Linked DNA regions of Homo sapiens: region 1 is linked to region 2. Evidence: chromatin loops called from intact Hi-C (ENCODE). Cell type or tissue: adrenal gland. All regions are shown on one strand. Each heading gives the region's core, and the rest is flanking DNA. Links, peaks and the distances in the headings are about the cores only.

Region 1 (4,389 bases), core at 218-4,217, 240 kb before region 2:
GACTACAGATGCGTGACACCATGCCTGGCTAATTTATTTTATTTTTTGTAGAGATGAGGTCTTGCAATGTTGCCCAGGCTGGTATGATCTCCTGGCCTCAAGTGTCCTCCCTCCTTGGCCTCCTGATGTACTGTGTTAGCCACCATGCCCAGCCTATTGTCATTTTGTATAAAAATATATGTGTGGTGCTGGTTGAAGGAAGTGTGTTTTATCATATTCCACGTGTACAAAACCCTCCTATTAAAAACACATGGAGGCTGGGCGCAGGGGCTCACGCCTGTAATCCCAGCACTTTGGGAGGCCGAGGCAGGCGGATCTCGAGGTCGGGAGATTGAGACCATCCTGGCTAACATGGTGAAACTCTGTCTCTACTAAAAAAATACAAAAAATTAGCTGGGCATGGTGGCGGGCGCCTGTAGTCCCAGCTACTCGGGAGGCTGAGGTAGGAGAATGGCGTGAACCCAGGAGGTGGAGCTTGCAGTGAGCCGAGATGGCGCCACTGCACTCCAGCCTGGGCGACAGAGCGAGACTCCATCTCAAACACACACACACACACACACACACACACACACACACACACAGAACCTGACAATGGTTGCCACAGGGAGACTGAAGAAGGGTGGGGAATGGCCCGCCCAGCACACTCTTTTGTTCTGCATGTATTTTATTTTATTTTATTTTATTTTATTTTACGTATATATATTTTTTCTTTTTTCTTTTTCTTTTTTTTGAGACAGAGTCCCACTCTGTTGCCCAGTCTGGAGTGCAGTGATGTGATCTTGGCTTACTGCAACCTCCACCTCCCAGGTTCAAGCGATTCTTCTGCCTCAGCTTCCTGAGTAGCTGGGACTACAGGCACGCACCACTAGGCCTGGCTAATTTTTGTATTTTTAGTAGAGACGGGGTTTCATCATATTGGCCAGGCTGGTCTCGAACTCCTAACCTCGTGATCTGCCCGCCTCTGCCTCCCAGAGTGATGGGATTACAGGCATGAGCCACCGCGCCTGGCCACACCCGGCTAATTTTTTTGTATTGTAGTAGAGACTGGGTTTCCCCATGTTGGCCAGGCTGGTCTGGAACTCTTGACCTCAGATGATCCACCCGCCTCGGCCTCTCAAAGTGCTGGGATTACAGGCGTGAGCCACCACGCCCGGCCTTATTTATTTATTTATTTTGAGACAGGGTCTTGCTCTGTCTACCAGACTGAAGTGTGGTGGCGCGATCTCGACTCACTGCAACCTCTGCCTCCCGGGTTCAAGTGATCCTCCTGCCTCAGCTTCCTGAGTAGTTGAGATTACAGGCACGTGCCACCAGGCCCAGCTAATTTTTTTGTATTTTTAGTAGAGAAGGGGTTTCACCATGTTGGCCAGGCTGGTCTCGAACTCCTGACCTCAATTGATCCGCCTGCCTCAGCCCCCCAAAGTGCTGGAATTACAGGCGTGAGCCACCATGCCAGGCTCTGCGTGTATTTTAATATACAATAAAACAAAAATAAAGGAATGTCCTAACAGTTTTTCTGACTTTGACAGCACTTAAACAGGGTCTTGTCAACCAGGAGGCCCAAATTTTTCTTTTTTTTTTTTTTTTGAGAGGGAGTCTTGCCCTGTCGCCCAGGCTGGAGTGCAGTGGCATGATCTCGGCTCACTGCAAGCTCTGCCTCCCAGGTTCACGCCATTCTGTTGCCTCAGCCTCCCGAGTAGCTGGGACTACAGGCGCCCACCACCATGCCCGGCTAATTTTTTTTTGTATTTTTAGTAGAGACGGGGTTTCACCGTGTTAGCCAGGATGGTCTCGATCTCCTGACCTCGTGATCCGCCCACCTCGGACTCCCAAAGTGCTGGGATTACAGGCGTGAGCCACCGCGCCCGGCCCAGGAGACGCAAATTTTTAAAAGGAATTCCTACTTTGAGTAAGGATGGGGTCCTGATGGTATCACTAAGTTCCCTATTAATTTAGAGATGCTATTCGTAGGTTATTAGGTAGAGGCAGAAGAGGCGAGAGAGGCAAGGGAAGTGAGGTTGTCTTGTTCTGCCCCGTTTCCTTCCAGAGGAGGGGAGAAAAGGGCCTTCTCCTCTCAGGAGCACAGCAATGCTGGATGAGCAGTGCTTGTTGGACCGAGGCAGGAGAGAAGGCGCGACCCTGTGTTGGTTTTTTCCTTATGCTTTTCTGCTTGTGCATTTAATCCCTTTTTCAGTTTCAAATCAGCACCATAGCAGATCTTACCAACAAACATTATCCCTGTCCTGAAGCAGTTGTCAAGCCAGGGAGAGACATAGGATCCACTCTGGGGAAATGCCACCCTGGCTTTGGCTTCTGGAGGCTGCAATTACCTGTTAGGAGAGGTATCAAATTCCACTTCCCGAGGCTGCAGTGAGCCGAGATTGCACCACTGCACTCCAGCCTGGGCGACAGAGCAAGACTCTGTCTCAAAAAAAAAGAAAAAAAAAAAAACTCCACTTCCCTCTTTGCCCACAGAAGCCAGTGTGAAATCCCCTTCCCTTGCATTCCTTTGGGCTGGTCCCATTGAGAAAGAGGCTGGCACTGGACAAGGAGATGAAAGCAGACTGCCCCAGCTACAGTGTCTCACCAAGCTCCTTCCAGCTGCTGTGGCCCTGTCCAGGTCTGCTGACCTCTGGTGATGGCCAATGCCATCTTGCCTCCTTAGCTCATGCCCACTTTGGCTGAGTTACTGTGGCCCAGGCTTAGAATGCTGTGTTTTGTTTTGATGCCTAACTCTTCACAGTCCTTTTTATAAGGTCACCTGTCTTGCTTGAATCTTCAACTTGGTGCTGCTGACACCCCTGATGTGACATATGCTGTGCACAACTCCAGGTCACAGAGGGAGTAAAAAACAAGTTCTTTCCTACCTGATGAAATACCTGATTACTTTATGCTTTGCATAAAGAGACATTTGCCTCAGGGAACAAATAAGACATAAATACTGAAAATGGGATTGCCCTTTAAAAAGGAGGATGTCTGCTCAGTCTAATTTGGGGAATATCTCTTTTATCTCCATTGTTCAGGCTGAATACACAGTTTGTGAATTAACCTGATCTTTTCCTTTATCTTGCTTGGCCATCTGCCTTGCTTCTCAGTTATTTAGAAAGTACTTTAATAGCATCTTCACCAATGACTAAAGAAACAGAAAGTGACATTAAAAAAAAAAAGGCAACCCTGTATTTTGTTTATTTACTATTAGCTTGTTTGGTAAGAATAAAATTTTCATAAGGATTGAGCTTGATATCTCTGAAAATGGCAGACTAGATAATGAGGAACCACCCTTCCACTGAAAACAACTGCAAGGCAGCAGAAAATCTAAGAATAATTTGCTTTAAGGCATTGGGGGAGCTCACAACACAATAAAGAATTAAAGAGTTACAGGACTGAGATCCACAGAAGTAAATCCAAGAAGATGAGCCCAGCTTTAGGGCTACTGTTCTCCCAGGGCGTTTAATGAGGTCTCGAAAGATTGAGAAGCTGAGCAGATGTTTCAACAGCCTGGTGAGGAGGACCTACAAATGAGAGGAAATCTTGGGGGAAAAAAATCATGCTTTGGGTTGGGAAACTCAAGGGCTAGACCCTAGGAATAAGGGTGAACTAAAGCCCAGCTTCCAACCATCTCAAGGCCTATATTAGATTAACACTGGAATTACCAGTGTCCCCAGGCTCCTGACAAAAGCATATGTAGATCTTCCCTAGCAAAAGGTAACATCAGAGTAGACTCAAATTATTTCTTCAATAATTAAGGCAATTATTACTTCTACTTATTTGACTCCTCATGAGCCTATTTATTTTTTATTTTTACATTTTTACAGAATGTCTTGCACACAATGAAAAGTAAATAGGAAGGCCAGGCGCCTGTAATCGCAGCACTTTGGGAAGCTGAGACCGGTGGATCACTTGAGGTCAGGACACCTGTAGTCCCAGCTACTCGGGGGACTGAGGCACGAGAGTCACTTGAACCTGGGAGGCGGAGGTTGCAGTGAGCCAAGATCGCTCCATTGCACTCCAGCTTAGGCGACAAAGTGAGACTCTGTCTCAAAAATAAATAAATAAATAGGTTCATGAGGAGTAAAGTAAGTAGAAATAATAATTGTCTTAAGTATTGAAGAAATAACTTGAGTCTACTATTGTGTCCGGAATTGGTGGGTTCTTGGTCTCACTGACTTCAAGAATGAAGCCGTGAACCCTCACGGTGAGTGTTAACAGCTTTTAAGGCAGCTTGTCTGGAGTTGTTCGTTCCTCCTGGTGGGTTCGTGGTCTCGCTGTCTTCAGGAGTGAAGCTGCAGACCTTCGCGGTGAGTGTTACAGCTCATAAAGGCAGTGTGGACCCAAAGAGTGAGCAGCAGCAGGATTTATTGCAAAGAGCGAAAGAACAAAGCTTCCACA
Region 2 (4,389 bases), core at 184-4,183:
GCAGTTTCAGTGCAGCAGGCACACTGACCACCTTTCTGCCAAGACCTTTTTGCCAGAGGGCCTTTGCACTTGAATTTCTTTAGACTTTTCGCCTGGCTTAGCTCGTCTGTCACCTTGGGGAGGCATTTTTCTTTCTTTCTTTGTTTCTTTCTCCTTTTTTTTTTTTTGAAACGGAGTCTTGCCCTGTCGCCCAGGCTGGAGTGCAATGGTGCGATTTCAGCTCACTGCAACCTCCGCCTTCCAGGTTTAAGCGATTCTCCTGCCTCAGCCTCCTGAGTAGCTGTGATTACAGGCACGTGCCACCAACCCTGGCTAATTTTTGTATTTTTAGTAGAGATGGGGTTTCACGATGTTGGCCAGGCTGGTCTCAAACTCCTTCACCTCAGCTTACAGGTGTGAACCACTGGGCCCAGCCTCTCCTCTCTTCCCTGCTCCCCTCCCCTCCCCTTCCCTCTTCTCTCTCTTTTCTTTATTTTTCTTTCTTTCTTCCTTTCTTCCTTCGTTTCTTCGTTTCTTCCTCCTTTCCTTTCCTTTTCCTTTTTTTGAGATGGAGTCTCACTCTGTCGCCCATGCTTGGCTCACTGCAACCTCTGCCTCCCAGGTTCAAGTGATTCTCCTGCCTCAGCCTCCCTAGTAGCTGGGATTACAGGTGCCTGCCACCACACCCAGCTAATTTTTGTATTTTTAGTAGAGACAGGGTTTCGCCATGTTGGTCAGGCTGGTCTCGAACTCCTGACCTCAAGTGATCTGCCCACCTCAGCCTCCCAAAGTGTTGGGATTACAGGCATGAGCCACTGCACCTGGCCTCTTTTTCTTTTTTCTTTCTTTCTCTTTCTTTCTCTTTCTTTCTTTTTTTTTTTTTTTTTTTTTTTTTTTTTTGAGACAGGGTCTCTCTCTGTTGCCAAGGCTCCAAGGCTGGAGTGCAGTGGTGCAATCTCGGCTCACTACAGCTTTGACCTCCTGGGCTCAAGTGATCCTCCCACCTCAGCCTCCCAAGTAGTGGGGACTACAGGTATGCACCACCACACCTGGCTAATTTTTTTAATTTTAATTTAATTTAATTAATTTATTTATTTTGAGACAGAGTCTTGCTCTTTCACCCAGGCTGGGGTGCAGTGGCATGATCTCGGCTCACTGCAACCTCCACCTCCTGGGTTCAAGTGATTCTCCTGTTTCAGCCTCCCAAGTAGCTGGGATTACAAACACCCACCATGGTGCCCAGTTAATTTTTGTATTTTTAGTAGAGACGGGGTTTCACCATGTTGGCCAGTCTGGTCTTGAACTCCTGAGCTCTACCTGCTTTGGCCTCCCAAAGTGCTGGGATTACAGGCATGAGCCATGGCACCCAGCCAATTTTTTTTGTCTTTTTTTTTTTTTTTGTGGAGTCTGGGTTTCACATGGTGAAACCCCAGGCTGGTCTCAAACTCCTGGGCTCAAGTGATCCACCCACCTCGGCCTCCCAAAGTGCTAGGATTCCAGGCTTGCACCCCCTCGCCTGGCCTGGGGGAGGCATTTCTGACATTGTACCTAAAGTACCTTTCCCCGCTCCCTATCATATCACCGTGTTTTCCTCAGAGCTCTTGGCACAGTCTGAAATCATTGTTTACTTACTTATTATGGTCTGTTCTCCTTCATCTCCCTTCCACCATTAAGATGTGAGCTGCTGGACACAGGGGCCTTTTCGGTGTTTTTTCTGAACTGTATCTTCAGGGCACAAGGTGAGTGCTCAACAAATCGTTGATGAACAAATGAACAGGTACATTTGCTGTGACCAAATGGACTAACCAAACTGTCCTTCCCTTTGGATTCTGCCACAATTGTATAGACATACCTATAAGTAAGAAAGTTGGGAGAATAGCTATTTTGTTTTTAAATATTTTGTGTTTCTTTGATTCGTGTACTTTATTTCCTGCAATTTTTGAAAACAAATTAGCAACTTTAATTTGTAACAAAAGGATTAAATAAATATCCTCCCCCCCTTTTTTTTTAATCCTGCTATTTCGTGACAAGGAGAGTGGGAAGGCCATTGTCCCAAGGCCACTGTGTTGCCTACTTTTTTTCCAGCTGTTCACAGAATGTAGCCACTGGCCTTGCCCTCACCCTGGCCCCAGGTGGGCAGATAGTTGGCAGGCAGCCCCTTTCTCCAGAGCAGTCTCAGAGGCTCTCTGCTTGGCAGAGGTTTAGAGTGGGGGAAGGGAAGAACTACTGGTTCAGTGTGACCATCCCTGCGGCTCAGCTGCAGCCTCTGCAGTGGTTAAGTGTCATCCCCTCAGGGCAAAAAAGCAGAACATAAGAAGGCCTCTCTTAGCCTCCTCCTTCCTCCCCCTCAAACATACTTCTGGGTTCTGTTCATCAGCTAGATCACAGTCTGATCTTTATCCGGAACCTTTGCACGTGGGGCCCCTTCCACATGCTGAGGCCAAGAGAACCCTAGGTCAGTTGCTGGAGACTTGTAATTTAGTCCTAACTGGCCCCCAATAGGTAATGTATGCTGGGCAAGGTCTAATATCCTCTCTGGGTCTCAGTGACATCATCTGTCTTTGCCTATGTTGTTTATTCAGAGTTTTAAGGATACGGTATAGACGTCTCAGATTTTAGCTGCTAAAAACTATCAGTTCCAAACAAGAATCCTGAGGCTTCCCCTTAGGGCCACAGAGAGGCTGCCAGTAGCAGCAGAAGCCAGTGCTTCCTAATGTATGTTCAGCAGGAGAGAGTGTACTTCTGTTCCGGCATTCCAGTTCAGAGCCCCCAAGTCACCCAATGACTATGGCCAGAAGAATGGAAAGTGTCGATCAGAGTACATCCTTGGAGCAGGGGTGGTGTCGCCTTCTCCATTAAGTGTGTATGTAACTGAAATCTCAATACATTTACGCAGCGGGATGGAGGACAATGCTGAGTAGGTATTCAACAATGCTCTGGACTGGCGCGGTGGCTCACGCCTCTAATCCCAGCACTTTGGGAGGCTGAGGCGTGCAGATCACCTGAGGTCAGGAGTTGGAGACCAGCCTGACCAACGTGGTGAAACCCTGTCTCTACTAAAAATACAAAATTAGCCAGGCATGATGGACGCCTGTAATCCCAGCTATTTGGGAGGCTGAGACAGGAGAATCACTTGAACCTGGGAGGCGGAGGTTGCAGTGAGCCGAGATTGCGCCACTGCACTCCAGCCTGGGCAACAAGAGTGAAACTCCATCTCAATAAATAAATAAATAAATACATAAATAAATAAATAAATAAATAACAATGCCTCGTGAGTAACTGGCACAGTGCAGGACATATCGCATAGCTGATGTTAGCCATTGCTATTGGCAGCAAAGATAACACGTTGTGGGAGAATCAGCCTGGCACCAAGTCATTCTCTCAGGTCCCTAATCTGCCACTAACTACTGTCTTAGTGATGTCAGACAAATTATGGAAATTATACAATTTTAGAAGTGGAAGAGTTCTTAGAGGTCACAGGGCTCAATCCTTCATTGGACAGACTTGGAAACTGATACCCAGAGACAACAGTCTGAGTCTCAGTTTCTTCCTTTGTGAAGTGAGGCTAATAATACTGGTCATGTCTACCCTTGATGTTATGATGAGGATCAAATGAGGTACTGTTTATGTATAAGGCTTGGAAATGCTATTCTTTTTTTTTTTTTTTTTTTTTTTGAGACAGAGTCTCGCTCTTGCTGCCCAGGCTGGAGTACAGTGGTGCGATCTCGGCTCACTGCAATCTCCACCTCCCAGGTTCAAGCGATTCCCCTGCCCCAGCCTCCCAAGCAGCTGGGATTACAGGTGTCCACCACGCCTGGCTAATTTTTATATTTATAGTAGAGATGGGGTTTCACCATGTTGGCCAGGCTGGTCCTGAACTCCTGACCTCAGATGATCCACCCGCCTCGGCCTCCCAAAGTATTGGGATTACAGGTGTGAGCCACCGCCCCCGCCTGGAAATGCTATTCTTATGGGAAGCATTTTATTTGTGTTATTATTAATGTAGTAATTATGCCTCATTAAGGGGAGAAATGGAGAGTGCCTTCAAAGGATAAGCTTACTTGGTTCAAAATGAATAATGGCACTTGAGAGTGTGTGGTGTGTGTGTGTGTGTTCGTGTTCTTGTTAAGATGGGGAAGGTGTAGTTGAGACATGGCCCTTCGTGTACCATTAAGGAGTGGCATAGGGAATTGTTCTTAGGATGAAAGAGATTGGTGTGGTAGTTGGCTATAAATTGAAGTTGTCTCTCCTTGACTGACATTTGAGGAGAGTTGCTGACCTGGTAGGGCAAATCAAGTACTAGGAAAAGGCAACCTCTTAGAGAGAAATCGCATTAGGCCTTTCTTTGCCTTGCTATAAAGAAATACCTGAGACTGGGTATTTTATAAAGAAAAGAAGTTTAGGCCGGGC

The links. Peaks named below come from ENCODE experiments on the same cell type or tissue, not always from the same donor. Only the 100,000 strongest peaks of a DNase experiment are listed, where the experiment ranks them.
Region 1: a loop joins it to region 2, with 2.0 times the contacts of the local background. A loop is called at or near these places in 7 of 110 quality-filtered maps.

Annotation. Positions count from the first base shown.
Region 1 is chr7:152,697,932-152,702,320 of GRCh38, reverse strand. No RefSeq gene overlaps it. Among named protein-coding and RNA genes, the nearest start is that of XRCC2, 24 kb to the right of the region's middle. In adrenal gland, for the core only: no CTCF peak of the experiment used is centred there; a DNase peak (open chromatin) is centred at 2,630.
Region 2 is chr7:152,457,922-152,462,310 of GRCh38, reverse strand. No RefSeq gene overlaps it. Among named protein-coding and RNA genes, the nearest start is that of LINC01003, 4.0 kb to the left of the region's middle. In adrenal gland, for the core only: no CTCF peak of the experiment used is centred there; a DNase peak (open chromatin) is centred at 2,250; H3K27ac peaks cover 1,135 bases.